Regions from separate parts of the Homo sapiens genome. Here all the other regions are linked to region 1. A link is a contact called in ENCODE Hi-C or POLR2A ChIA-PET data. All regions are on one chromosome and are shown on one strand. The core of a region is the stretch at or near the end of the contact, and the rest is flanking DNA. Distances in the headings are between cores, read along the strand shown.

Region 1 (4,049 bases), core at 672-3,171:
TTATATACTGAAGTACGGAGCCATAAAATATTGACAATTCTAAACGGAATTTAACCCTACTTTATTTATGTCAGGTACTAAAATAACAGCCTAACCCTCATTTGATGGTTTAACAACTCCCTGTACTCTGCATGATCCAAGACTGGATATTTGAAACAGGTATAGTTATGCTACTCATTTTAATATAATGTCTCCAACGACAACATTTTAAAAACATATGGTACAGACATCACAAATATTTCCAAAATGATCTATTCCAAAAAAGCATTAAGGGAAGTAAGTTCTTGAAAACAAACCAAGAAAGACAGTACAAAAATTGGAGGTTTCACTTTCCAATAAGACACTTTAAATGTAGTACTGTTTTGTTACATGACAATTTCAAATCAAGTCATCTCAAAATCGTACTGACAGCCTTGGAACTACCACTGGTTATAACACTATTAATAAATAGAATTACATGAAATTATGCTTTTAATTCTATCAAATCTCCTGACTACTCAGTTTCTTGGACCGCCCCTGGGGAAATCTCTCACTTCCTATCACGGAAGTGACTGCCCTTTATTTTAAAGAACGGGGTTCTCCTAGTTTGGACATCTTTTAAGGGGTTTTCCATAGAAACAACTGCTACCCACATCCAACTGAGAAATCTCAATGTCAAGTCCTCTAAGCATGACTTAATTAAAAAAATTTCCCCTGCAGTTTCCATTTCAGATCCACGGCTGTTTTCCTCCTTGACCCTGGAGCGTTCCTGTACTTACTTCACTCCTGTCCCTCACCGAAAACAGCGGTACTGGAGGAATCAACCCCATGCCCGCCAGTCACCGGGTTGTTTGAGGTCATGGATAAATACAGCTGAAGCTCCTCTGCCCCGTACGTACGGCTAGCACGAGAAACTTACTGTAGTTTTAGTTTTAACATTCTCCATAGGTGACTTTAAACTTCATTTCTTGAAAATGGGTTCAAAATAAGAAAACTGCCCTGGTTGCGCAGGGATCACACCCGCAGCAGACGGCGCGCGCTGGCCTTGGCGGGCCGGGCGAGAGCGGCCTTAGGCGTTCACTCCCCTGCCTGCCTGCGCTCCACTCGAACCCAGCTTTTTCTTGGGCGAGTATGCTAAGGGCCGAAGTTTCCGTGGAGAGCCGCCCCCACAGGCCCCGGGGGCTGCCAGGACCTCTGAGGCAGGGCCGGGGGCCAAGGGCAGGTCTGCCCGGAGGCGGCACGAAAACCTCTGCCAGGCTTTGGGATTGGGATGCAGGGCGCTCCAAGGAGACCCCCGCCCCTAGTTTCACCGAGAGGCCCATCCCCGAAAGACTCCCAGGCTCGATGAGACTCGAAGCCCACGGGGCGAAGGGCACCTGCCCGGGCGCCAGGAGGCCCGGCCCAGGGTCGCCGTGGCGCCCTTACCCACGGTGGACTTGCAGGCCTCGCAGAAGGTGTCGTCGGTGAAGCGCTCCATCAGGCTGGTCTTGCCCACGCCGCGGGAGCCGATAATGATGACCTGCAACTTGAAGTCGGCCGGCCTGGGGGGCTGCTTCCTCCGGCGGCCCTGGCCGCCCGACAGCGCCGGGGAGCCCGCGCCCAGACCGCCGCCGCCCCCGGCCCGCCTCTGCAGCGCGGCGCCCGGATCCATACACGCATGCGGCTCCCGCTCGGCCCGCCGCCCGCCGCCGCCCGCCCCCCGGCTGCGCGCCCCGGGCCCCGGCGCCCCCTCGGCCTCCGCCGCGCGCGGGGGGTCGGCCCCGGGCTCGGCTTCCGCCCGCTGGAGCGGCCCCGGCGGCCCGTGGGCTCCGCGCTGCAACTGCGCCGCCGGCCGGCTCTCTGCGCCCGGGTCCCCTCCTCCTCCTCCTCCGCCGCTGCCGCCGCCGCCGCCGGGAGAGGAGGAAGGGAAGCAGCTACTCCGCAGTAGCGGCAGCAGCATCCCGGACGAGGAGGGGCAGGAAGCGCAGGCGCGGGCGGGGCGGCTGGCCGCGAGGGGCCGGAGGCGGGCGGGTGGGCGCCCCCTGCCGGCGGGAGGACCGCGCGCCCGGGCCTCGGTTGGGTACTGCGCGCGGAGCTTTCCCGCAACCCGCGCCGCTCTTTCCCTGCCTCTGCTCGCCTGCCCGCCCCCGCTTCCCTCCCTCTTCCGCCGGCTCTTTCATCTTTTCTTCCTCTTATCTCTTCCCTTTTCCCCCTTTTCACTCCTCCCTACTCGGCTTTCACTCTGACCCGCATTTATAGTTAACACAAGAAACTTAGTGTGGTTTTAGTCTTAAAATTCTCCGTAGGCAATTTTGAACTTCAGCATTCCGGTGCATCATGAAAATGGGTTCAAAATAAGAAAAAGAACCCTGGTTGACAGTGAAAACACTCCCATGCGCACAGTCCCCAAACACCATGCACATGTTTTCGCCCCCGCGCGCTCGGTGTAGCTGGAACGCTGGAAAGGCCCCGACCTGAGGCCGCGCCGCCGGGCCGCCTGCGCTGCGTTCGCGTCTACACCAGCGCTCTCTCACAAACACCAGCGGGTGCAAGCCCCCGCACCCTCTACCGGGCCGTGGCACTGCTCGGTCTCTCTCCGTCACGTCTGTCTCCCATTTTGCACGGAAACGCGCGAAATCAGTTATTTTTAACTCTGATCGCTGTCTCACTCAGAGTTCAGAAGTTTTTATGCTGTTTAATTTTTAAATTAAGTAAATGGCATACTCCTTTGGGGGAATAAGCGAGTTAAAACTCAAACAGTGCGAGAAGATTGAAACTTTAGGAATTATGGACTCGGGTCGTATGTTTTGCCATTTCTGTTTGGAAGGATTTAAGGATACAGAAAATCACTGCTGATTCCTTGCCAGAGATTTGTTTAGCAAATTCCTCAGCTTGAACTTGAGCATCTCAGAACACAGGGTTCTGAATATGATAGGGGCTGGCAACATTTGCCGAATGATCACGTTACCCACAAAATTTCAGCTGTGCTGTATTTAGAACTAGGTTTAGTAATGCACAGTACACGCATATGTTACACAGCAAACCTGATTTGTAAAAATCTAGCGTTGCCCACAGTGTAGATTGGAAGTTTACATCTATGAGAGCATTCTTAACTGTGCAGTCACTGTAGGGATCTTTATAATATGAATTCTGAGAATATGTAAAATATGATCCCTCTATATTATTTGAAACACAGATCCATCACTTACCATCACGGAATTTACTTTCTTTCTTTCCTTCTTTCTTTCTTTTTCTTTCATTTTGTTTTGTTTTGATTTTGAGACAGCCTTGCTCTGTTGCGCAGGCTGGAGTGCAGTGGTGCGATCACAGCTCACGGCAGCCTGGAACTCCTGGGCCCAAGTGATTTTCCTTGCTTAGCCTCCTGAGCCGCTGAGACCACAGGCACGTGCCACCACGCCTGGCTAATTTAAAAATTTTTTGTACAGTTGGGGTTTTGGTTTGTTAACCAGGCTAGTCAACAGTGTGAGACCCTGAACTGGCCTCAAGTGATCCTCCCACCTCAGCCTTCCAAAGTGCTGTGATTACAGGCATGAGCCACTGTGCTCCGCCGCAGAACATTTCTTAGCTGTGGGTTTCTCTTCTGTTCTATGAGAATGAGAGTAGTGGCCCCTCCTTTCCTCTAGCATTGTTAGGAAAAAAGCAACTAACAATCTCTGCAGTCTGCTGCAACCATAAGGCACTATATAAATGTAAGGGATTAAAGAAACTGATTTATGCATGGCTTTTCAGGAATACTGTGATTTTACAAAGCAAGACGCATCTGCAAAGGTAATCTCAAGATTTTTAATTTGGTCCATTCTGATTAATAGCACCGCCTGTCTTAATAGGCAGATGCATGTGGCATGGCTTGTGGGGCTGAAGACCTTCTTGCCCAAAATAAAATATCTTCCCCATAAGGTAGATCTGTAGTTTCTGCCACTAGAATAATTAATGAACTAAATGACAGAGGTTGGGCAGTGTTTCTGGAGGACAGGTAAGTGCATATTCACTATTTTAAATCAATTATTATAGTGCCCCTAATCCCCTGGGAATATGTCCCAAGACCCACAGTGGATGCCTGAAACCTCAGA
Region 2 (4,049 bases), core at 781-3,280, 8.3 Mb after region 1:
AAGGAGAGACTTTGTTTCTTATAAGGAGTTACAGCCTGCAAGGTGGCCATTCTGCAGGCTGGGAAGCATGCCTCCAGCCAAGACCACATACAGACACTTCAGAGGAGGAGTTGGAGTAGGAACTTTATGCTTAACTGGTTGGCTAAACATACATATTCAACAAGTTAGAGGAGCGGCTATGAATATTCATGAAAGTGGTCTTGACACATGCATATTAAACAAATATGCATGTTTAACAGACAATCCATGTTCACTTTGGGGTGGAGACTTAACATTTAAATGTATTTACAGTTTGGTCCTATACATCAAAATATCTTTTCAGGAAGTTACGTAAGCATGCAATCACTACAAATTGGCCAGAACAAGTCCATGGTCAGTGACCTTCTTATCAGGAGAAAGTAACTGAAATCAATAAAAGCTGTAGTTACGGCTGGTGGGAGAGGGTTGTTAGTGTCTGGTGGTCGATGAACTGCAAATTGTTTTAATACTGTGAGGCCAGCGCTTGTTTAGCTGCTAAAGAAAAACCTTGAAGCATAGTGAGAACATAGTTTATTTTTCAAGCGTAGGGATGCATGACTTTTAACCCTTGCTTGGCATGGGCTTAGGTCCTGTTTATACTTTGGTATCTTATTGCCATGGAGTCAATTCCGTCAGTCCTATCATCTCCGTTTTTTTTTTTGAAACAGAGTTTCACTCTTGTCGCCCAGGCTGGAGTGCAATGGCACGATCTCCGCTCACTGCAACCTCCGCCTGCCGGGTTCAAACCATTCTCCTGCCTCGGCCTCCTGAGTAGCTGGGATTACAGGTGCGTGCCACCACGCCCGGCTAATTTTTGTATTTTTAGTAGAGACAGCGTTTCACCATGTTTGCCATACCTCAGGTGATCCACTCCTGACCTCAGGTGACCCACCTGCTTCGGCGTCCCAAAGTGCTGGGATTACAGGCGTAAGCCACCGCGCCTGGCCTCTATTTTAACTTTATGGCCAGTCAGCTATCTCCTCTAAATCACAAAAGGGAGAGGGTATAACCAGGTCCGTCTGACCTCCCATCCCGTTATGACTGGGAACTCAGTTGTTAAGATTTTGCTGGTGTCCCCTTGGCCTCACGGGGGTCTGTTCAGTTGTTGGGGGGCTTAGGATTTTAAATTTACAGACTTCGAAGAAGGGAACAAGATACACGTGTGAGGGAATAAGAGGAAGTTACCCGAGTCTGAGTCAGTGCTTCCTTCTCCACCGTGTAACTCCAACTTAGAGTTACTGCCACTCGGCTTCTATCGGCCACGTCTCTCCTGGGAAGGCAGGCAAGGGACGAAATGGAGGGAGACAAGGTTTTCGCTAGGGAAGCCTCGGCCCAGGACGCAGCGCCACCCGTTTTCCAATCAGCGCCGGGCACTGCATTCCTCCTAGGTCTCTTTCTTTCAGTAGAGACCTTTTAATAATAAATACTACTTACATTGCTTTACAGTTCACACTTGCGGTCATTATTTCAGTGGAGCTTTTCAACAGCTCTGTGAGACAGGTATTATTTCTATTTCGGAGCAGAGAGAACAGCGCCCTTGAGCCACAGGGCTCATACATCCGGAGCCTATCACCACTCCGCATCTTAAGCTCCCGGGATGACCGCGGACTGGCGGCCCAGGACCACTGCTCCAGCTGTTTCCCCAGGTAATCCACCTGCCTTGGGTTACCTTTTAGCGCGGCCCAGTTAGCCGCAACCAGCCACCATTTACCCGCTTTCCCCAAACCAGGAAAACCACAGAAACGCATGTGCGCGGCCAGTCTCTTCCACGCCCGGGAACGCAGAGCTTACAGACCAAGGCCGCCCAAGTCCCCTCACCCCAAAGGCTACCCAAGAACCCCGAGTAGGCTGTTTGGCTGACTCAGGCGCCCAACGCCCACCCGAACTGAGTCGCTAGGGAAACTCCCAACTGCCAGCTCGCCCGACCGGTGTTCACAGGCCACTCTAGCCGGGCTCAGAGAGACCGCAGTCTCGTTGCTCCTGGCTTGACGTCATCGGCAGGCGCCGCAGCGCAGTGGCGGGCACGCGCAGCCGAGAAGATGTCTCCGACGCCGCCGCTCTTCAGTTTGCCCGAAGCGCGGACGCGGTTTACGGTGAGCTGTAGAGGGGAGGGTGCAGGCCTGACCCGGCGCTATGCTTTGTCCTCTTCTCCCTGAAATTACTCGAATTTTGCCCTGGGGTAAAGTGAGACAGAGGTGTGTCCGCCTCAGCGTCCGCTCCGGGCCCCGTCGGAGGTTGAGGGGTAGGGAAAGACGCACTACCCGCCTCTTCTTTGTGGGCTGGGCCGTCCGCCTCCGCCCACCCTCCAGCGGGTCCCCGGACTGCGTGCTGGGCGCCTCGGCTCCCCGCTTGGAGTGCCCACCTGCAGACTACTGCTGGTTGGGTCCATCCTCTCAGCTCGTTTAGTGGGGCAGGTGTCTCGAGAAGGGGAAGGGGAGCTGCTGAAGGGGGAGGGTGGGAGTGGTTTCAGTCCAAAGACCTGGCTCCCGCCCTAGCCTTCTGAGCTACCAAGTGCTTGTTCCCGCCGTCTCTTCACCACCCCTTAACCCACCGTGTCTAACTCCTAAGCGATCGATGAGATCCTAAGCGGGAAAAGGCAGATAGATCACCTTGGGAAGGGTAACCAGATGCTATTTTATTCTTGCTCAATGTGGAAGGGTGGTTTTGAGCATTTGGGAAACACTTGACAGATCACTTTCTCATTTAACTATTAGAGTAACACTGTGAAGTAGGCTAAGTTGGTTATTCCTGGTACATGAGGTAGAAGCTGACACCCCCCAAAAAGTTGTGACTTCAGTGGTTTTTCTGACTTTAGACACTCTGTTCTTTTTATGTTGCTCGTCACAGCAACGTAAGTATGAAGAACACTTTTAAGTTGCCTGACTCTATTCGTCTCTAGCATTTGCACCAACATTTCTCAGATATTCGGCTGTGTTTTGGTAGTTATAGGGATGCCAGGATGAAAATTGTGTGAAAGAAAAATTCATCCTTTGTAGTAAGTAGTTTTCTTGTTTGCAGGGTTATATATATATATATATACATATATATACGTATACGTATAATATATATATACACACACACACAGTGTGAGGTTTTTTTTAAATGGATTATATTTTGTGTATGTCATCATAATCATTTTCTTTGTGTGCGTTTTGCTGCAATCTCTGGTGCTTTGAAAGCCTGCTAAGAGTAACTGTTAGGACTATCCAAGATCATATTGGCGGCCGGGCGCAGTGGCTCACGCCTGTAAATGCAGTACTTCGGGAGGCCGAGGCGGGCGGATCACCTGAGGTCAAGAGTTCAAGGCCAGCCTGGCCAACATGGCAAAGCCCCGTCTCTACTAAAAATACGAAAATTAGCCAGGCGTGGTGGTGGGCGCTGTAATCCCATCTACTTGGGAGGCTGAGGCAGGAGAATCGCTTGAACCCGGACAGCGGAGGTTGCAGTGAGCCAAGATCATGCCAGTGCACAACACCTGGGCAACAGAGGGAGACTCCATCTCAAAAAAAAAAAAAAAAATCATACTAGCCCTGAAAAGGACCATGAAATTGGAGATCATCTAGTTCAGTGTTTCTCAAGCTTCTTGTGAAATGCAGATTCTTGTTCAGTAAGTGTGGAAGGGAGCCTGAGATTTTGCATTTCTACCAGCTTCCTAGGTGATGCCACTGTAGCTGCTGCTGGTAGTAAAAATCTACAAAAACCCTCTTATTTAACTGGTGACGAAAATGAAGCACAAAGAGATAAAGGAACAGGCCCCAAATTACTCAGCCTGTTAGTGGCAGAGCAAGGAATGGACACATTTAGGATAGATCTAATTCCTGTGAGGTAATAAGATGACTTTCTAAGTGTATGTGAGTGTTCATAGAATGAATGCCTTTTGCAATATTTTTGTCTTTAAGTTATGATTACTTTAAAACAATCTACAGATTGTCAGCATGGTTTTATTGAGTGCTACGTGTCAGGGACTGAACAAGATACCTCCAGGAGGCGAGACCTGACATGGGTGTGGGAGAATGGATAGAATTTGGATG
Region 3 (4,049 bases), core at 1,550-4,049, 8.0 Mb after region 1:
CCTTTTCATCCATTCAGACCAGGCTCTAGCCAGTTTAAGAATGTTGTCTTCTGAGGTTTCTGATGATATGTTTCAAATCCAAGGTTCATTGTTAGTCAAGATAGGCCAATACAGAACAAAATACCCCAAGAATACAGAGCTAAGGCAGACCTGGGGCTGGATCCAAATTGAAGCCCTTTCTAAAATGGGATAAGAGGGCTTGGGTCTGGCTTGCCCCAAGACCATACAAGCCATACCAAGTGCTCTATAGAAGGGATCCCAGCTTCTAGTATGGCCCAGACCTGAGCCCAGACCTCAGCCACCTTCCAAAAAGCACTGGTCAGAAAGAACATCGCTGGTTCTAGACCAGGACACGGAACACAGAGAAGCTTGGTCTGGGCTGCTGCCTGTCTTCACAGCACTCTGGCCCCGGCCTGAGGTACCTACTCAGCCCTCTGGAAGGGGTTCACCTTGTTACTGAAGAGACTCTTCTAGAATTTATATGAACATGGGAACACAGGTGGTATCTACATTTAGTGATCAATATATGTTGACTCCTACTATGTGGCAGGCTGTGTTTGAGGCCCTGGCGATACAACAGTGAACACGAGAAACAAATCCTCTGCCCTCATAAAGCTTACAGCACATTTCACTTTTACTACCTGCTGTCCCCCTTCTAACAGGGGAAGGGAAAGGCTGACATACATCAGATGGTGATGTTCGTCTATGGAGAAACACCAAGGAGGTTGGGGGAGAGTCACAGTTTTAAATCAGGAGGTCTAGGAAGGCTTGCCCGAGTGGAGTAGAGACTCAAAGGAAGAAGCCAAGTGTGGGGGAAGAAGGTTCCAGGGAGTGGGGATGTCCCGGTGTGCTCAAAAACTCACAAGAACAGCAGGGCTGGTGCAGAGAGCAGCAGCTAAGGTCAGAGCTGAAAAACGGACACCATAAGGACCGTGGCTCTTACTGAGTGAAATGGAGCCACTAAGGGCTTGAGGGTGAGGAATGATATGCTTTGACCTTTGGTGGTGTCTTTTTTTGTTTTTGACATGGGTTCTCCCTCTGTCGCCCAGGCTGGAGTACAGTGCCACGATCTCAGCTCACTACAACCTCCGCCTCGTGAGCAATTCTCATGCCTCAGCCTCCTGAGTAGCTAGGATTACAGACATGCACCAGCACACCTGGCTAATTTTTTGTGTTATTAGTAGAGACTGGGGTGTCGCCATGTTGGCCAGGCTGGTCTCAAATTCCTAACCTCAGGTGATCTGACTCAGCCTCCCAAAGTGGTGGGATTACAGGCGTGAGCCACCACACCTGGCTGCTTTGAGTTTTGAAAGGATCTCACTGGCTGCTGTGTTGAGAACAGACTACTGACTTCTAATAGCAGCGACTTCTTTACCTTGATAAACCACAGCAACTCCTCCAAAACACCCTTCCAGAACACACGTTTGGTTGTCAGCAGAGGGAATTCATCTGAAAAACAATTTGCCATACGGTTTCAAGATGGGAAGACAGATCATGCCATCCAACTTTCTTCAGGGAAGAAAACTGCCCTGGGACGTGAGGCCCTGGAGCATCCAGAAAGCCTAGACTCCCGCAAAGTGGGCCAGAGATCACGGTGGAGCTCCCAGGCTGCAAGTCCCATCAGTGGCCCGATTCAGGCTGAGACAGCACTTCTGTGCCCCGGTGACCAGTGGACACAGGAATTCCACACAGTGAGATGGTGGCGAGGGCAGGGATGAACATGTGGCAAAAGGGAGGAGCTATCATCCACTGCCCACTAGTGCTAATCCTGTCACAAAGGTGTGAAGACAACACCAAGCATGTGTCCCAGGAACAAAAAGGGAGGCATCAGAAGTGTCGAGCCACAGAGAAATGAAAGTGTAAAAACTTATCTTTAAATGCAGTCCTCGTTCATCCGCACTCGCTTGTGGTACAGTTTATATTCAGACAACAGAGAGATTTTTGCAAGCACCTGCTTTTATCAGAATTGCCTACTAAGCATTATTTTCTCCATTTTTAACATATAGGGAAGCTATATGAGAAGTAACTTGCTCAATGTCTAAGCAGAAAGGTGGGTTAAAAATGAGGTCTATGGCTCATCAAAGGCCCCTGGGCTTGGAGCTGCAGAAAAGTGGATCCCTCTCCTCAGACAAAACTCCCCACGCTGTCCCACGCCAATCAGCCACAGCAGCTGCTATGTATTCGTCTCTAGATGGGTCCGTGGGCCGGAGGGCTTTTCCGCTAGCTACAGTGAATCTGCTTCACCACGAATGGGTTTCCCCATTCAAAACCACCTCCACCCCTGTGTCAAGGCTGCGCTCCATTTATCTGAGCGGTCAAGGTCAGCCCCTGGCTCACACACCTTCGAGTCCCCTCCCCCGCGCAGCTGGCGCAGGATCCAGGACGGCAGGACGGTGTGGCCTTAGGGAGGGCCAACGGCTGCCTAACGTCCTGTGCCCACCCCGCCCCGCCCCACTGTCCCCTGAAAGCCTGGCGCCAATGACCCGCGAGACATTTTTTGCCTGGGGTGCTCCTGTCGGAAAGGAAAGAGGAAAGGACGACTAAGAACTTATACTCGAACTCCCGAATTTCTCTTTTCAAGGTTTAAGAGGAAAGCTGGTTCGTGGGGATTGGATGGGAGGCCACCAGGAAACCAAGTTCCCGCGCCAGCTTCAGTGCTCTCCTCTTCCCGCCGCCTTTGCCCCGCCCACATCACTTTCGCTCCAGTTTTTGAAAACGCTGCGAAGCGGAATGGTCCACAGGGGAAAACGGAGGAGGGGCCAAAGCCAGGACTTTGAGACCGGCGCGCGGTCAAGCCCAGGCAGCTCTCCCTAACCCTCCAGCACTGGGCAAACGCTGCCCGATGACGCCCGCCTCGGGGGCCACGGCATCACTGGGGCGACTGCGAGCCCGGCCGCGGAGCCGCTGGGACGCGGCTTACCTCCCGGCTGTCGCTGCTGTGTGTGTTGCCCGCGCCAGTCACGTCCCTAATGGGACCCTCCGTTTCGGCGTCTGTAAGGCGAGGAGGACGATGCGTCCCCTCCCTCGCAGGATTGAGGTTAGGACTAAACGGGGTCCGCAGCGCCCGGCAGCTCCCGAGCGCTCTCCCCAGCCGCGCCTCCCTCCTTCCCGCCACCCGTCCCGCAGGGGCCCGCGGCGTCACCTCTCAGGCTGTAGCGCGCCTGCATGCCGAATACCGACAGGGTGCCGGTGCCCGTGCGGTCGTCCTTCCTGACGCCGCAGCGGAGGATGTGTTGGATCTGCCCCAGGTACTGCAGCTCCCCGTGCGGCGGACGCGGCTCGGCGTCCCGCTCCTGTGCGGCGGGGGGCAAGGGCCGGCGCGGCAGCTCCGAGCCGGCCACAGGCATGGCGCGGCGGGCGGGGGACGGAGGCAGGCGAAGTGGCGCGGCGGGACGGAGGCAGGCCAAGTGGCGCGGCGGGACGGAGGCAGGCCAAGTGGCGCGGTGGCAGGACCCCTTCCGCGCGCCTTTTCCCGCGGCCGTCCCGCGCTCCGCCTCTTCCTGCTCGGCGGGGTCGCGGCGGCCCCCGCTCTAGAGAGCGTGCGCCAGGGGGAAACGCAGGAGCCACGGGTGTGGCACAGAACGGAGCCCAGGGCCACAGCTGAGAGTCTTAGGAAACCCGGGAACCTGGATGCAGGTGCGGTGGCTGGGAAGGACTGCGCCCTTTGGGAACCGTCTGGTCGACCGCGCCTTCTCTAAGCCAGCAGCACAGTTCCCACGTTTTCCTGCGGTCTTGTCAACAAAACTGCTGTTTGAGATCTGTTTCCTACAACTAATAAGGGATTTGCATTTCCATTTCTTCGTTCTCACTGAAGCAACCGAAGCAAGTGGTATAATGCAGCTTTTCTACTTGATTAAAAACCGCCAGGGCGCTGGACGCGGTGGCTCACGCCTGTAATCCTAGTACTTTGGGGGGCCGAGGCGGGTGGATCACCTGAGGTCAGGAGTTCAAGACCAGCCTGGACAACATGGTGAAACCCCCGTCTCTACTAAAAGTACAAAAATTAGCTGGGCGTGGTGGCTACTTGGGAGGCTGAGGCAGAAGAATTG
Region 4 (4,049 bases), core at 699-3,198, 7.8 Mb after region 1:
TTGACATTGATGAATATACTAAAAAAGAAATCAGGGAATGTAGTAATAAAAAAAAAAAGGGAGGGCGAAGAGAAGCAAACTCAGTAAGTCAATGTAATCCATAACTTGTAGGTGACATTCTGACATACTCTCCCAACTTTAAAACTCCATATAGAACATCTTCAAAGCCACCTTACCCCTTAAACTGGGGCAAACTACTATTTCATTTCATTATTATTTTTTAAAATATATTTTACTAAATAGATAGGAGGTCTCCCATGTTGCCCAGGCTGGTCTCCAACTCCTAGACTCAAGTGATCCTCCTGTCTTGGACTCCCAGAATGCTGGGGTTACACGTGTGAGCCACTGTGCCCGGCCTATTTTAGAGGTGATTTTTGAGACTGAGTGTTTAGGAAGACGAAATTATCTCTATTTAGTGAAGAAAGGCAACAGCTCAAGGAATTTTCTATTTTAATAAAAGCTGAATATAGACCTACATAAAATTTTAAAGCCCTGAGACAGTCAATGACAAATGAAGTTTTAGTAGCTAAGAAAATACAGCATCGTTCCACATTATGTGTCTCTTTAACGCCTACGCCTACCTTTCGTTCATTTAGTGAGCTGAAGAAAAAAATGTTCAAACCCTTATATGCATTTCCTTAAGTTCCTAGAATACCGGAATACTGACACATATGATTGCACTATTTCCTATCCGTCGAAGATGATTCTGAATTTCACTAAAAACCGCAAAGGAAACCAATAGTCACAAAATAATTCTGATAACCCCACCAAAGAGGAAATAAAGAGAGGAAGTTACTCTAAAAGTCTGATAGGGCAAAAGTGACTGCAGCAGAAGGGCCTCAAGGTTCAGTCCATGAGGACCTTGATTAACCTTCATCTTTACGCCCCCACCCCATCCTTCCGGGTCCTCCCCCTTCTTCAACGACTGGCTTTACAAGGCTCATAGGAAAGGTGCGTGTATTCAGACGGACACGATTCCAGCTGTGGCTCCTCCACTTTCAGGGTCGCTGTTTCCACAGTTGACAAGCAGGAGAACCATACTTGTTGCACTTCCCTCACTGGGCTGCCGCCAGCATCATATAGAAAAACGCTGTCCCAACATAAGCCAAAGCCACCATGACTGGGATAGTCGCCAAACAGAACTCAGCTTCGGTTCCCCTCCCGGCAAGGCTGGTTCGACCTACAGTCAACAGGAAGCTCCTGGGGGCAGGGACAGGATCCCTGCCTCGGAAGGAGGCAAGACGTGAACGTTTTTTGGACGGCGATCAGGATGGTGATGAGGGTGTGAGTAACGCCCCCGGCTCACGCGGTTGGGCTTGAGATTTTACTACCAACGACAAAGGGTGCGGAAGCGTAGCGCTGAGAAGCAAACAGCCAACCAAAAAAACTCAACCCCGTCCTCCCCCACAAAAGCAAGCCCCAAAGCCCTGGCCACTACTGAGAGCTGGGCCAAGGAACAGAGAAAGGCAGAGGGGCAGAATCGGAGCGCTCCATTCAATCTCCGCGGCAGCCGAGCGTCGGTGGGTTCGCGGGTGGGAAGGGACGCCGCGGGCCTGCTCTCCGGGCAGGGAAGCACCTCCTCCTCACGCCCCCTCGGCCTGCACCGCCCCCGGGAATCCGCCCCGGACCCCGCCGCCATGTTGGGTCGGGAGAAGTGACACGGACCGGTCGCCTATCCTGACCACAGCAAAGCGGCCCGGAGCCCGCGGAGGGGACCTGACGGGGGCGTAGGCGCCGGAAGGCTGGGGGCCCCGGAGCCGGGCCGGCGTGGCCCGAGTTCCGGTGAGCGGACGGCGGCGCGCGCAGGTACCCGCAGCCCCCGCCCCCGCTAGAAGTCAGGGGGCGGGGCCGGGGGGGGGGGGCGGAGGAGGTGGAGAGTGAGGCCGAGGCGTGGGGAGCCCGGGAACTCCCTCCTCCTGAAGTAACGCGTCCCGGGCCGGCTCTGCCGTCGTTGCTGCCGCCGGGCGCCCCGGGACGAGGAGGTGGAGGAGGGAGAGGGCCCGCGGGCCTCGCCTCCGCCCTCCGCCACCTCGAGCTGCGGTAGCAGCGACTCATGAGAGCGCGGCCGGAGGACAGGTAAGGACCCGGTGGGGCCCCGCGGGCGGAGGGTTCCACCTCTGCCCGGACAGGGCTAGGCCCCAGCGCCCGGAGCCGCCGCCGCCGCCGCCGCCGCGGTTCCCCGCCCCCGCGGGCCCGAGTCGGGAAGTTGGGAAGAAACTTCTCCCCTCCCCCGGATCGCCCGGCGGGCTTGTCTCGTTCCCCGCGCTACCTGCTCGCCCCTGACTCGGTCTCTGCCCTGTCCAGACCTGCCGGGTCCCGCCCAAGTCCGACCTGAGGTTCCAGGGGCGTGGGGACACTCCCCACCCCTTGTCTTTGGGGTCGTGTGGACCGCCCGGCGACGGGGAGGAGAGGTTTATTTTTGCCCCTACGGCCGAAGTAGGGGCGAGGGAAGCGGCCCCTTTGGGTCCTAAAGGCTGGGGGTCTGTGTATCGGCCGACGCCGGTAGCAGCTGTGCGGGGAGAGGAGCGGGTGTGTGGGGCGAGTGGATGAGCCTTTCTGGCTTTACTTGGTTTGATTGAAAACCGCAACATGTTTAAAGTTTTCCTTTGTTTTGGGTTGGGGGTTGGGAAATTTACCATTCAGCGTCCACTTTTACGGAATCATGCCACTCCGCCTCCCGTTGCGTTCGGTTCCCTGTCCACATGTGTTAAAGAAAATTGTCTTAAAGTGTGTTTTTCTTCTTGATAATTGCTTCCAGCTTTCACTTTATTGGGCATGGGGCAGAGCTGTTTTAAGAAGCTCTTTGAAAATCAAGTCTGGTGTAGGGACTTTAGTTTTTGTTTTGTAATGAGTAGGACTTAACAGTTCGGATTTGGTTGAATCATTTTCTGCATAATTAATTGATACAGGCGTGGAATAACATACTGTATAATTATAAATTACTAAAGGAAATAATGAAAGTCTTTGGTGGAAGCACAATTTTATGTCCATTTATTATGTATATACGTTCCACGGGTGTGTGTTTTCACAGTCGATTTCACATGATATGATTATAGTATCTTCATGTATTATAACTGTAAGATTACAGTGCCAAAGATACCTTGATAATTTTAAATATTTAAACCATCCTGTTACACTTCTAAAGTTAAATTACGCACTAAGGAAAGTATTACTAAATGTATACACGTGACTGTGCATTTAAGGAAAAGTGCATGGTAAATCTAATATCTTAACTATCACAGTGCTTGGCACACGGTGGACAGGAAGCATTTTGAATGGTCAGGTAATAAAGGAGTATCTTGTATTAGCCAAGGATCTTGTATGCATCACTTACGATGTTCATATATTGTACAGTAAGAAAGTTTTACTTTAGCAAATAATATATATGGTTTTTTGGTTTTTGTTTGTTTGCTTATAAGTGTGAGACCCCTGCCACAATTGACATGTAAGGAAAGGAAGTTAAATTGTATTTTTATTTTTGGACATTAGCTAAAAGTCGGTGGAGATTTTAAATGCTGGTTGACAATTCAGAGGGTCCTACATTTGAAAAAGACAATTGCCTTTGATCTGAAAACAAAACAGTTTATATCCATGTTTCCAGGATAAAAGATAAAAGGGCTCTTAAAATATATACTCTGTTGTAACCACTGTAATGTTATAATGGCTTTAATTTCGTAGTTAGGTTTTGCTGACTTCATAAACCACAAAATTGATTCCTTTCTGTTCATCTGAAAGTGAAATTACAGCTTTGACCTGTCTTCCTGGGTTAGGTGGAATTTGTCTTGTGGTCGAAGTATAATATTAATACATGGGCTGTTTTTGTGTGTGTGTTTTAGTTCAGGAAATTCACAAGCTGAAAAATTAATGTCTATGCAAGTAAAATTTCTTCATGGTATGTATTGATAAAAGAATAAATGTGCTAAAAGACTAGAAGTAAACCTGTATAAGTGAAATATTACCAACCGATGGTGTAAGACTTACTTATTCAAAGTTGAAATTTGCATCATGTTAGACAGTAAATGATTTACTACTATGGCTAGTTTTTCTTT
Region 5 (4,049 bases), core at 951-3,450, 5.6 Mb after region 1:
TAACCTGGCTCATCTTCATAATTAGTTCTTAAGCTTTAAAACAGTCAGAAATTTGCATTTTTTAAAACCACCCAGAATGATTTTCATGTACACAAACTTTTGAAGCAGTGTGGTAGTAAGTAGTGTTCTTTAAGTTCAACCTTGATAGGAAGTTCCCCACCAGGTCTACTCTTTTTATTTCCATATCTCTAAGTTGGTTCATGCAACAGTCATCAAGACTAACTGATTCTCAGCTCCCTGTGTGTGTCTCTTCTACCATAGAGCTGTGCAGTCTCTTGCCTGAATTTGTTGTGGTGACTTCTGGAGTAGTCTCTCTGCCTTTAGCTACCTCTTCTCTAGTTCATCCTCCCCCTGTGACCTAATCCTGTCGCTTCCCTGAACAGAAGAAGCACTGATTGCACCCATTGCCCACATGATAAACTTGCACAGGGTCAAAGGCCTTGTGGCATCTCACTCTTGTCCCTCAAACTTAGCACACTTTCCCATAAGCTGTTCTCTCTGCCTGGGACTGCCCACTGGGAACCTTCCTTCCTTAATCTGTTCAGCCCTTTACACATACTTGCACTTCTAGAACAAATATTTTCTGCTGCTTGAAGCCTTACCTAACTCTCCCAAGTAGATTTTTTCTCTTTTTGTTCTCTAGTCTTCCTAACAGTCTCCCAAATAGCATTATCATAAGGGATTATATAAGACAGTATTTGTTATATCTCTTTCAAGAACCAAGGTCCTCTGAGAGAGGATGAGGGCAGAATTTTGTTTATCTTCATAAGGACTTACTGTAGTGACTGGCATGAAATAGGTGCTTAATTTTGACTGTGTGAAAACTGAACTGTACCAGAAACAGGCCAGTATAATGGGCATCTTTTTTTGTGATTGTTTCTGAGTTAAACCTGTAGGAGGATTACATCGAGAGGCCTTTCCCGGGTAAGGCTTCTTCCAGATTTCCTTTTTCATTGTGATGAAAAAGCTGTCTGGATACTCGGTGTATTCAGGAAGTTTGCTGGGAGGCACTGGGTTTTCGTTTACAGAGTCTGTACAGGGACTAAATCGTCCTAGAAATGAAGGAGAACACTTTGACCAGTCGCCCTACACTGCTGGGGCAGCAGGAGACCCGCTGTGTTCTTGAGGAGACATTTGGGGCTCTTTCTCCACTGAAGGTCTAGGAGCGGTGAGTGTTAGAGGCTCAGCTGTCAGCACTTCTCATGGGCCATCTTAGCTTCAGGAAGACCGCATGGGCTTTAATGAACCATCTGTTTTGTGCTCCTGGGGGGTAGGCCAGGTTGTTCTTGTGCGGCTGCTATTTTCTATTTCTTGTTTTATAAAGTGAGAATTTAAAGATAGCTAATATAAAATAATACAAAACTAAAGAAACAAATTGGCATTCTACTATGACGGGGAAAAGAAATAACCAGGAAGTACAAAGTAAGGCATTTGCTTGAATTTAAATGTCTGAGAACAGCTTCCCTCGGAAAGGCTGGATTCCCCGTCAGGGCTTGGCGTCGGGAGTCTGTGGCCCTGCTTTCAACTTACCCTAGACTGCGCTGTGTTGTATACTCTTCCTTTCTTCTGTCTAGCTAAGTTGTAACCTCCTTTCGTTCTTTGTAATCCCTTAGCATCTGGTGGGCACACTGTAAATGTTTTGTAAAATGTTGACTCAGTTAAGCACCTACACGATGTGGGCAAGCCCCTGGGGGACTGTCACCCCCTGCCCTCCCTGACCGGGGAGAAGCTTGCGGCAGCTGCTGCGTGGGTACCTTTGCGTTTCATCACTTACTTTTGGGGGGAAGTTTTTACCATCCAGAATCCCCCCCAGATTCATATTGGCCACCTCTAGGTTACTCTGGGATTCTTTGAGAAAACCATAGGGATTTAGTATAACCTGAGTTCAGCCCTCAGATTTTTTTTGCCCTCAGGGACACCACATGACCTTGAGACCCAATGATTTAAGCCATGGGTCAGAGGTAGTGGAGAAAGTTGGGACCCTGAGTATAGGTAGAACTGGGTTCTAGTGAATAGTAGACACCTCTTATCTCAATCTCAAATTTAAAATGAAATTAATAATGCCTGCTAGCATAACCCACATTCTCTTTTTGAAAATCAAATGAGGTATGTTTGAGGAAGTTCTTGAAAAATATTACATGCTAATCAAATGCAAACCGTAATCATGGGTGTCCTGAAGGAGTTTGGTCCAGGAGCACAGGGGCAAGCTGGAATGTTTACCTACATCCTAGGTAACAGTGTCCTGTTGTCTATTTCCTGAAGCATCTGGTGTCTCTCTTCCCTCCTAGCATACTCCTCATGTCCATGAGCAGAAAGTTAGCTGCAATGGCATGTTCTTTGGTAAAAGCTGTTTTAACCTCTGTCCGTAAGCCTCATGACATGTGGCGCTCCCAGGAGTCTGCTTTGTAACACTGGACCATGGTCCAGCGGGAGGGTTAATAGTAGTGGTGTGAGGAGACTTGGAGGGTAAGTATGGCTTCTTTGGATTCCCTGTAATCATTTCATCTTTAAGTAGTCAAGTCGCATTAAGTAAAAATGATACTCAGATTGCTGAAAGCAGCCCACTTGCAGTAAGAAATCTGGAGGCTTCATGAAGGCTTTTATCATGTTTACTTAGAGCATTTCTGTTACTTAGAGATGCAATTAAGGGCTTAGGTTCTAGGCTCATACTTGAGTTTGAATATTAACTCTGCCACTTAATAGTGTGCTGACCTTGGATATTTCTGAACCCGAGTTTCCACATATAAATGGGAATACCAAATCCATGGGTATCTGTGAAGACTACATGAGATAACATACAGGTTAACATAGCACTTGACACATGAGAGACGTGTAACAAGTTTAGTTGTGTGTTCGTTGGTAGTAGTACTAACAATACTAGTACCGATTAGATATTTGGAGATAAACTTAAGAAACAGATTTTGAAACACTTAAAATAGTGGTTTAGAATGTATCCATTTTGAGGCCAGTCGTGGTGGCTCACACTTGTAATCTCAACATTTCGGGAAGCCAAGGCAGGTGGATTGCTTGAGCCCAGGAGTTCAAGACCAACCTGGGCAACATGGCAAAACCCCGTCTCTACAAAAAAATACAAGAATTAGCTGGGCATGGTAGCACATTCCTGTAGTCCCAGCTTCTCCGGAGGCCAAGGTGGGAGCATCGCTTGAGCCCAGGAGGCTGAGGTTACAGTGAGCAGAGATCGCACCATTGCAGTCCAGCCTGGGCAACACAGTGAAACCCTGTCTCAAAATGAAAATAAAAGTAAATAGAATGTGTCCATTTTGTGCTGATAATTTATGAATTTTTTTTATTGTTTTTAAACTACCTTTTATCTCTGATTACTCTTTTCCTTAACAAAAGTTATTTTTGATTGAACACATCAAATAATTGAAATAATTTTAAGCAGTTTTTGTAGGAGGGGGATTGGTATTTGAACCTATTTACTGATGCTTTTTTTTTTTTTTTTTTGAGATTGGGAGTCTCACTCTGTCACCCAGGCTGGAGTGCAGTGGCACGATCTCAGCTCACTGCAACCTCTGCCTCCCGGGTTCAAGCGATTCTCCTGCCTCAGCCTCCCGAGTAGCTGGGGCTACAGGCATGTGTCACGATACAGGCCAATTTTTTTGTATTTTTAGTAGAGATGGGGTTTCACCATATTGGCCAGGCTGGTCTTGAACTCCTGACCTCAAGTGATCTACCTGCCTCGGCCTCCCAAAGTGCTGGGATTACAGGCGTGAGCCACCGCGCCTGGCCCATTTTATTTATAAATCCATACTCCATATAGTGATTATTCATTTTAGTTTCTTTGATGCTCAGCAAAAGATGCTAAGCTGATCTTCAAACTTTTGGTGAATAACGAAATCTTGAAAGCTACCATTCATTCCAGTGTGTGTCCTTTTATACCTTAAAATATTTGATAAGAAAAATATGATAGTGGGCACTGTCAAATTTTATGCATGAAGGACTAATTTGGCGTATTGAATTTTATATGCGAAGGGCCATTTGGTCTCTAATAAGTATTGTAGTTGCTTATTTTCTACTGCTTTTTT
Region 6 (4,049 bases), core at 1,550-4,049, 5.4 Mb after region 1:
TTTCAAGGAGGCTGGATTCTGATCTATGAGTTATTTTCCACCAGAAACCTTTCAGCGATAGGGAGTTTGGCTGCACAGTCACTGTTCCAAAATACAGAAACTGTGGGGTTTTTTCCCTACCAAACTAAAAGTGTGGGGAGAATAAATAATGGTGGAGGGAGTCAAATCAGGAACAGTGCTATGATCTCAAGGAGCAGATCATTTCTGATATTGTCAGGGTCCTCTTTGCTGATTCTAGTTTGTTGTTCATTTTACTTTCCTTCAAACAATTTAGACTGTCACTCTTCATGTAATAAGCCTTCAGCAAATGCACAACTCTCATCGAAGTTTAGAAAACTAGGGTATACCCCTTAATCTAAAAAAGTTGAAATTGCTTTATTATTATACTTTAAGTTTTAGGGTACATGTGCACAACGTGCAGGTTACATATGTATACATGTGCCATGTTGGTGTGCTGCACCCATTAACTCGTCATTTAACATTAGGTATATCTCCTAATGCTATCCCTCCCCCCTCCCCCCTGAAATTGCTTTTTACAAAAAGCAAGCTAGGGTAAAATAAATTGAAAAGATTTCATGTCAATGTAATTATTCTTTAGGATGCAAAGATCGCCAGGTAAGGACCTGAGGTTTCCAAATTACGAAGCTCCTCAATCATAAAGTCGAGTCTTTATTTACTTATTTATTTTTATTTATTTATTTTTGAGACGGAGTCTTGCTCTGTCGCCCAGGGTGGAGTGCAGTGGCGCGATCTCAACCTCCACCTCCAGGGTTCAAGCAATTCTCTGCCTCAGCCTCTGGAGTAGCTGGGATTACAGGCACCCACCACCATGCCCAGCTAATTTTTGTATTTTTAGTAGAGACGGGGTTTCACCACCTTGTGCAGGCTGGTCTTGAACTCCTGACTTCGTGATCCACCTGCCTCGGCCTCCCAAAGTGCTGGAATTACAGGCGTGAGCCACCGCACCCAGCTCGAGTCTTTATTTTTGAGGGATTAAGTGAAAGATCCTTGGTGTCAAGGAGTGTCTGTTGTACGAAACTGGAAAGTAGAGAGACTTACAGAACAGGCTTCTACAAAATATGAGGATTTCAGATGCATGAGAAAGTGGATGAAGGGCAGTTAGGAGACTGAGTTTACAGATCTAAAGGAGCATAACCTTTTTTTTAAGTCAGGCGAGGTGAGCGCTGGTGGCAATGAATCTGGTTTTTATTTTGTGTTTTAGCTCAGAATCATTGTGGGCTGTAACGAGAGATACACAACATGATTAAGGAAAATGTTAGACTAGATTAATAGGTGGGAGAAATAGAAGAGATTCTCAAAGTGGCTTTCCCCACACACCAAAGGACACAAGAAGTTTTCAGAATCTCTAGAAACTATGTTCATTTATAAAATGGGATTAATCCATACCAATATATACATTAGAGTTCTGTGGTTAGAATCCTAGAGTCCAGCATTTATTTACAAAGTGGCAATAAATGTAAAATAACCTAGAAACTTCTTCTACAAAACGAACACTCAAATTGATAATATTCTGAGAAATATCACACATTCTGCAAGAAAAAACCACCATCTTACAAAACACTGCGTACTGTGATAGCACCTAGTATTTGGTGGGCTTTCTAAACCCTGACCAAATATACCGCCTCATTTAATCAATGCACTTAAAAAAAAAAAGCCTAAGTATAACTTATTTTCTGGTGCTAACCACAATTTTTAAAAAGTGTATTTCAAGTTGGTGCTTCCGTTCCAAGTAAACCAAGTTTCATTTCTTATGCAAACTTCCGGTTGAAGGTAGGATTCGTTCTCTTGGACTGCCACACCCAAAAGTTCTCACCACTGGACAAAGACAATTAGCTGTGAGGGCTGACTTGCCAGTAAAGCCTCGCTTTTGAAAATAGAGTGCTTTTCTGATTACCGTTTATTAGAGCCCTTCCAGAACATGAAACAAATACCAATAATTTTAAGAAATATTCGCTTTATTCGCCTTTAAATATGAAACTTTTTGCACTTAAGTTAAAATCTCTGCTAAATCCATAGGTCTCTCAAGAACTGACAGATACATTCATATACCTACTAAACTACTTTAAAAAGAAGACACTTCCATGGCGAATTGAATTAGCCCAAACTTTCCCCCCAAATGGGACAAGGTATTACATTTTGGAGTTTTTCTTCGAGTCACAAACTAAACTCCAGATCTCTCTGTCCAAAATTTCATCGCTTAAAGAAAAAAAGTTCTAATTACAGGAGCGGATACTGAGCTGAAGAACTTCCCAATTTGAGTTGGTTATTCCTACTAAACGCAGCCACACAGCTGCAACAACAGCTGCAGCAGGGGGACAACGGGCTACGTTTTTGCGCAAACCCTCTTGAATCGGGCAAGTTGACGTTAGAAACTAAAATAGTCCCGGAGTCAGCTCTGCAGGGGTCGGGTTTCGCGGGCCCGGCAGTCGCCCAAGCTCAAGGCGCCAGTGAGCGAAGCCACATTTCCAGAGTTCCAAGTTTGGGCACAGGAGCGAAGTTCGGGTCTGGGCCACTCCAAGCCATGGCCTCGGATCCCAGAACCGGGGACCTGGCTGGCACACCTGCCCAGGTGCGCTACCGGCGCCAGGAGCCCCGCCGCCCTCCAGCTGCCCCCGCGGAGACGGGTCCCCGGGATGGGTCTCACGCGCCCGAACGCGAGCGCCACTCACCCGGCACAGCTACGAGAATCCGAGCACCTCTCCGAGCCCCTCGCTGCCGCTATCACACCACCCTGCTACCCAGAGAGCCGCTAAAAACCACCGCTTCCGGCCTCTGCTTAGCAAGCCGGAAGGAAGCCCGGTCACCTTTCTTGGCCCGCAGAGTGGGTCTGACTTCACGGAGGGGCGACAGAGAGGGAAGTCGCCAGTGTGGTCAGCGGGCGTGGTATTGACCAAGTGCATGAGAAGGAAGTGTAAAGTGGGCGACCTAGAATATAGAGCAATATATAATGGTCCTCTGGGTCCTGTTACTGAGTTTCCTTCTTTTTTGTACCTGTTGTTGCAGTGTTAAGTCTTCCTCCCCCCTATCCTTTCCGCAGATGGTTGCGTCCGTCCTGTGGCTTTGCCTGGCCGCACATTCCAGGGCACGGCGAAGGGCGGGGCCCGTCGGCCCAAGTCCTTGTAGGGAAATCGAGGAGAGGGCTGCGGGCCCACGTGACTGACCCTCGCCCCGCCCCGAAGCCGGGCTCCAGCTTGTGGGCGGTAGTGCGCCTGCGCTTGACGCCCCGCGCGGGGTCTGGGTCTCCGCCTGAGGGCCCCGGAGCAGTGCGCGTATCCCGGGAGCGGATCTTGATGCTAGCTCTGTGTGCAGTGTAATTTTATTAAGAGTCCCGCCCCCTCCATACGGGAGGAAACGTGTGTCCCTGGGGCCCTCAGCCAAGCCTCCACTATCTTTTTGGCCCAGACGGATTTCCCAGGTCACAAGTGGCTGGAGACTTCCTCTTGAAAAACATTTGCCGTCGTTTTTCCCTGGCAGAGCCCCTTTGACCCTGGCTAACAAGGACAGCCTGACTTGGATCCCACTATGCAGGAAGGAAGGCGACTCTTCCCCGCACCTCTTGCTACGATTAGGACTTGCGACTTGGTGAAAACAGGAATCAAAACTTGGGCCTATTTCTCCTGAGGTCTGCTTGCCTAGAACAATTCGTAACGATGAATCTTATTAAAAAGAGAAAGTCCTCCCCGACTTTATCTTTTTCCGCCCAGAATCCGATAAGGAAGACTTGTTCTGGCCCCCTCAGCTCTCTGACCTCACCTACCAGAGGAGAGAGTGGGATCCTCTAACACTCGAGCCGTCATCCCAGCACTAGGGGACAGTGACCAGTGTGGCTCCCGTGGCCAGAACCCTTCTGAAGTTTGGGTTGCCCTGTGGTCTTCGCCTTCAAAGCAGGCCGCCACTTGAATCCTTCTGGAACGGACAGTGTTGCTGTAAACGCCGCGGAATAGTATCTTCTAAGTATTCGTAGCTTCTTTCTTGAGGGATCTCGGGAACGTTCCGTGTATTAACCACTAACGTATTCCAAAGTTAAC
Region 7 (4,049 bases), core at 232-2,731, 5.2 Mb after region 1:
CGCTGGCCTTGAGGCTACCCCCCAGGAACGCCCCGCAGCGGGCCGGGTCTGAAAGAATGTGGAGTTCCAAACTCCAGGCGGCTCCCGGGCATGCGCAGTAGCGCCGCCCCTCCCGTCCGCTTCCCGAGTGATTAACTTCTGTTTTGAACCACTCCACATAAATCACGACAGAAACGCCACCTCCAGCCCACAGCGGAACACTCGGGGGACCTCCCAGCCAGGGACTCAATTTTTGTTAACTTCAAAAGGGACTTCACACTCTGACCTTTCGGGGTGTTTTGTGTGGTTTCTCCACCCCCCGTCCCCCTCCGGTGTATTTTGTTTTTAAACCAAACTGACGGCAAGTTTTAGTTGTAAAGCTTCCAGAACACTTCGTGGAAACAATGACAGCCTTGCTCTTTGCACTTACAACCAAGCCTGCTTGTCACATTTGGACGCATTTTGACTGCATGCCGCTTGAAGCTGCTGGCCCTGGGTGCTAACTCTTCCTCCTGCCCCAAAATTCATCGTGGGAAAACTTTTAGAGACTGGGGATTTGTAAAAGTCTAGCTTTCCAAAGCTGTTTACACCCGAGGGCGATGAGGGGGTCCAGAATCGCATTCCTTCGATCGTAAAAACACCACATCCCTAAAGAACAGTGCTAGGGCCCGGCTGGGAGTAGGGGGGCGGCGGGGGCGGGGGCGGGGGGAGCCTAGGAGTGGAACTTTCAGACAAAGCCGCGGCGGTCCCGCGGCCCCGGCCGCCTGGGTCCGGATCGGGAAAAACGAGGGGCTGGGTCCTCCCTACTCGGACCCCATATCCCCAGCACGCGAGAAAGAGCGAGAAGCCACGCGGCGGCTGGGCCGAGCGTGGGGTGTCGGCGGAGACAATGAAACTTGCAGGCGCACAAACAAGGCGCTGAGCGTGTTTCTTGACAACGTGCCAGCAGCGTGGAGAGGCTCGCCCCACAACAGCCCCTCGTGTTGTGTCTAGCAGGAAAACAGCCGCTGCCGTTTCAGACGCAGCCTCAACAAAGAGCACGGCCGCCACTCCAGCATGAGAGCCCCTGGGCGGAAAAGTCCACCAAGTGACTCCGCGCGGCGCGGCCCGGCCAGCACGTTTCCCCGGACTCGCGTCTTCTGGTGCGCGCAGCCCGCGGCCGCCTTACCTTTCTTGCCTTTCATTCTGGATCTCCCCTCCCAGCGCGAGGCAAGGCGGGGGTCTGGAGGGGCCAGGAGCGGGGACACAGGGGATAAGCGAACGTCTCCTTCACAGCCGACTCTCCCGTAACTTGTAGGACGTGCTCCAGCCGTTATTGCTAAACAGGACGCTCTGATCCCAGGCGCCCGCTCCTTGGGTGGAATTCAAGTGACACTTGGGCTTCCTCCCGCCGGGATCTTCTGGCAGCCGGCCGGGGGCTCTCCCTCGCCCAACTCTCTCCCCTCCCCTCTCCGCTCCTTTGTTCCCTGCTCCTGCTCGGCGCACCTCGGCGCTGTCAGAGTGAGAGAGGCGAGGAGGGAAGGTACAGGAGGTCCTGCCTCCGCCCCCAGCCGCCCGCCCCGTCCCCCTCCCGCCCCGCCGCTCCTCCGCCCCTCCCCCGCACCTTCCAGCCGGGAAGACTGGACCGAGCGCGGCGGCCGCTGTCACTCGTCCCTCGGGGGCGGCGGTGCGGACGCGGGGGGTGGCCGGGTCCAGAAACACGATCCTTTCCGCCTGCCGCGCACGGACCGCCCGCATCCCTCGCCCGGCGGTGGGGGCACCAGCCGAGCGCCCCAGGTTTCTCCCTTGGGCCTTTCTTCCCGGGGCTGGCGAGGGTGCGTTTGGTTCGGAAACTGCAACAGATGGAAAAAAGGACACCTCCCTCCTTCCCTCCTCCACCCCCGGGAAGAAAAGCCTCCCCGTCTCGTTTTTGACAGCTGCCCCGAACTCTACTGGCCCTGCTCTAGCCGCACGAGACAGCCGCCTCTGATTCAAGGGGCGGGGCACGGGAGGAAAAGTATTCGAGACAAGAACCAACTTCTTCCAGAATGCGCGGCTGCCATTGACACGCGGGCGCGGCGCGGCGCACCCTTCTCCTCCCGGGGCTCTTCCTCCAGCAGCGACAGTGGGAGGTCGGCGGGGGTGGGGCGGGGGGGAATGATGAGACACAGCCTAAACGAACGTCTGTTCCCCCGGGCTAAAGCTGCGAGTTCCGGACTGGATTGCAAGGCAGTTTCGAAATCTGACACGTTGCGGACAGACACTTGTCACGCTCACATGCTCTTTAAACGTCTCTGCCCGGGGACGGCCGGGCGCGCGCCTGCCTCACCAAGACTCCGCCTGACACCCCGAGTCGCCGAACCCCGGCAGCGGCCACTTTTATAGCTAAGGGGTGACCACGCCGTGCCTGCTCGTCTGTTTCGGTCAACAGTGTCTACTCTTCGGATTGGAACCCTGCTAGGGGATCCCTCCTCCCATTTCAAACAGAAACTAGCCATTAAGTAAACACCCGTTCCTGTTGGCTTATTTTGGTCCACAGTTAGGAGGGATCCAACAGGAGTTTCTTGATGAAATTGCGCTTTCAAAGACCAGATGCTGTTTGGCTGACTTGAAGAAACGCATGCCCCCTCCTCTGGTTCTAGTTTTCGCGTGGTTACGTCCTGTTGTTTTGAAGCAAACGAACTGTCACATGCCACACAATGAGACTTCCCCCATCACTTTAAAAAAAGGAAAGAAAAGCCCTAAACGTAAATAAGCCTAGCAGAGACAGCGCCCGGGTCTGCCTCCAGTCTGGGCTCTGTGCTGTTTTTGTTCGGTAACCTCGGTGGAGATCCCGGCAGAAGAAACTCTGTGGAAATAAGATTAAACCCGAGGAGTACTAAGACGGCCAAGGGATAACTAACTCGACTTCGGAGCGTCTGTTTCAGGAACTAGAGCTAGCCTGCCACCCTCCCTCAAAAAAAAAAAAAAAAAAAAAGACACCCCCGCCCCTAGAATGCGTGGAGGCCAGAGTTTAAAAAGCCTGGGTGGTTTTTCCAATTACAGGACTAAAATGAATCAACAGGGAAAAAAAGCGTCTCTCTAAGAAGGCAGCAACCTTACGATTTTTTTCTTCTGTGGTTTGCTGACTGCTCGGGACAGAAGAGAACACACACCTAAAACGGCTCGGGGGGAGCGCGGTCCTGGGGACAAGCCACCCGCCCGGACGCTGCCCTGCAACTGCCGGGAGCACAGTTCCTTCCCGGACCTGGCTGCAGATGAATCAGCTGCTGCGCCCGGTGCGGGACAGATGTGGCGCAGGGAGGGGGCCAGCGCCCCCGCCGCCCGTTAGAGGGGGCCGCCTCGCTATTTCGTTTGAAGGGTTGTCTGTGGCTGGGATTGGTGGCTCCTATCCGCTGGGGAGCCGGGAGCGGAGGGAGGAGAGACGCAGGGAGGAGGAGCCGGGGGCTGGGCGACGCTGCGACTCCGCGGCCTGAGTGGCAGGAGCCTCGTCTGGAACCGGGCGGTTACTGGGGAGACGCTTTGTTTGCTAACTTCGAAAGCGGCTTCGGCTGCCTCGGCCGCTTTCGAAGCCACTCCACAAAACACGCCTTCGGTCGGTTTAACCCTACCTCCCCCCCCGCCCGCTTTAGCCAGCTCGAGACAAAAATGTTTCCCTCTTCCCCGTGGTTCTCCTTGGCCACGCGGTGGCTCTCATTATGTACACAAAGGTAGCTTTGCTTTCGTCCAAGTGGACTTGGCTAATGACTGCGATTCTCAGGCAACCGAGATGGGAACCGAGAATTGGAAAGGGTTTATAGCTTGAAAACAAACTTTCCAGGAGAAGGGGGGAGGGGCGGAGACAATTGAAAGCCTCTTTCGAATTAGGGGGAGGAAAAAACGGAGATGTGAACTCACCTTGGCTAGAAGTCAGGCTTGATCGGGCCAATGCACAACTTTTGCCCGAGCAAGTCATATCCAAACGGTTGTTAAAGCTGGCGAGGCACTCCAAAGAGAAACACTGGCACAATTCTGTGATGTAGCGAAAGCTTACAGCCCAACCGCTCCCGTAGATGCACCCCCACTGCCTCCCCCCAGCCAACGCTGATCTC

The links. Hi-C counts contacts between places; a loop is a spot of excess contacts on that map. ChIA-PET counts read pairs that join two places held with the same protein, here RNA polymerase II (POLR2A). Pooled maps may share reads with other maps.
Region 2: a loop to region 1 is called in a map of CD8-positive, alpha-beta T cell, with 34 times the contacts of the local background. The contact joins the promoter of THOC1 here to the promoter of RAB12 in region 1. A Hi-C loop is called at or near these places in 2 of 168 maps with a recorded cell type or tissue (CD4-positive, alpha-beta T cell and CD8-positive, alpha-beta T cell), 2 of 37 single-sample maps with no recorded cell type and 8 of 50 pooled maps. POLR2A ChIA-PET finds 5 or more read pairs at or near these places in 1 of 52 experiments (CD4-positive, alpha-beta T cell).
Region 3: a loop to region 1 is called in a map with no recorded cell type, with 10 times the contacts of the local background. The contact joins the promoter of TYMSOS here to the promoter of RAB12 in region 1. A Hi-C loop is called at or near these places in 2 of 37 single-sample maps with no recorded cell type and 2 of 50 pooled maps.
Region 4: a pooled map shows a loop between it and region 1 (9-fold over the local background). The contact joins the promoter of YES1 here to the promoter of RAB12 in region 1. A Hi-C loop is called at or near these places in 3 of 37 single-sample maps with no recorded cell type and 9 of 50 pooled maps.
Region 5: a loop to region 1 is called in a map with no recorded cell type, with 11 times the contacts of the local background. The contact joins the promoter of LPIN2-AS2 here to the promoter of RAB12 in region 1. A Hi-C loop is called at or near these places in 4 of 37 single-sample maps with no recorded cell type and 3 of 50 pooled maps.
Region 6: a map with no recorded cell type shows a loop between it and region 1 (18-fold over the local background). The contact joins the promoter of MYL12A here to the promoter of RAB12 in region 1. A Hi-C loop is called at or near these places in 2 of 37 single-sample maps with no recorded cell type and 3 of 50 pooled maps.
Region 7: a map of CD8-positive, alpha-beta T cell shows a loop between it and region 1 (14-fold over the local background). The contact joins the promoter of TGIF1 here to the promoter of RAB12 in region 1. A Hi-C loop is called at or near these places in 2 of 168 maps with a recorded cell type or tissue (CD8-positive, alpha-beta T cell and ovary), 3 of 37 single-sample maps with no recorded cell type and 8 of 50 pooled maps.

The regions. Positions count from the first base shown.
Region 1 is chr18:8,607,309-8,611,357 of GRCh38, reverse strand. RAB12 (RAB12, member RAS oncogene family) reads right to left here and starts at 1,921. Exons shown (of 6, transcript NM_001025300.3): 1 at 1,405-1,921. The coding sequence starts at 1,918. RefSeq lists an enhancer at 634-683 and silencers at 1,134-1,433, 1,864-2,093.
Region 2 is chr18:266,028-270,076 of GRCh38, reverse strand. It overlaps THOC1 (THO complex subunit 1), which reads left to right and starts at 2,030. Exons shown (of 21, transcript NM_005131.3): 1 at 2,030-2,111. The coding sequence starts at 2,058. RefSeq lists a silencer at 1,122-1,301 and an enhancer at 1,692-2,161.
Region 3 is chr18:657,041-661,089 of GRCh38, reverse strand. It overlaps TYMSOS (TYMS opposite strand RNA), which reads left to right and starts at 2,799. Exons shown (of 2, transcript NR_171001.1): 1 at 2,799-3,248. It overlaps TYMS (thymidylate synthetase), which reads right to left and starts at 3,437. Exons shown (of 7, transcript NM_001071.4): 1 at 3,143-3,437; 2 at 1,376-1,449. The coding sequence starts at 3,347. RefSeq lists enhancers at 2,725-2,844, 2,712-3,211, 3,212-3,713 and silencers at 3,075-3,124, 3,295-3,474.
Region 4 is chr18:810,141-814,189 of GRCh38, reverse strand. YES1 (YES proto-oncogene 1, Src family tyrosine kinase) reads left to right here and starts at 1,948. Exons shown (of 12, transcript NM_005433.4): 1 at 1,948-2,076. RefSeq lists enhancers at 746-1,287, 1,288-1,830 and silencers at 1,562-2,071, 2,122-2,181, 2,252-2,341.
Region 5 is chr18:2,965,151-2,969,199 of GRCh38, reverse strand. It overlaps LPIN2-AS2 (LPIN2 antisense RNA 2), which reads right to left and starts at 2,200. Exons shown (of 3, transcript XR_001753322.2): 1 at 2,158-2,200; 2 at 1,531-1,628. The region is part of intron 1 of LPIN2 (lipin 2); the gene reads left to right.
Region 6 is chr18:3,246,551-3,250,599 of GRCh38, reverse strand. MYL12A (myosin light chain 12A) reads right to left here and starts at 2,799. Exons shown (of 4, transcript NM_006471.4): 1 at 2,691-2,799. It also overlaps a transcript of MYOM1 not described here. RefSeq lists enhancers at 1,661-1,730, 2,863-3,092 and a silencer at 2,493-2,572.
Region 7 is chr18:3,447,604-3,451,652 of GRCh38, reverse strand. It overlaps TGIF1 (TGFB induced factor homeobox 1), which reads right to left and starts at 1,481. Exons shown (of 3, transcript NM_003244.4): 1 at 1,148-1,481. The coding sequence starts at 1,163. LOC124904237 (a long non-coding RNA gene) reads left to right here and starts at 997. Exons shown (of 2, transcript XR_007066269.1): 1 at 997-1,121. RefSeq lists enhancers at 1-164, 2,252-2,441, 2,029-2,648, 2,542-2,681, 2,649-3,270 and silencers at 742-791, 1,432-1,591, 1,622-1,731, 3,392-3,461.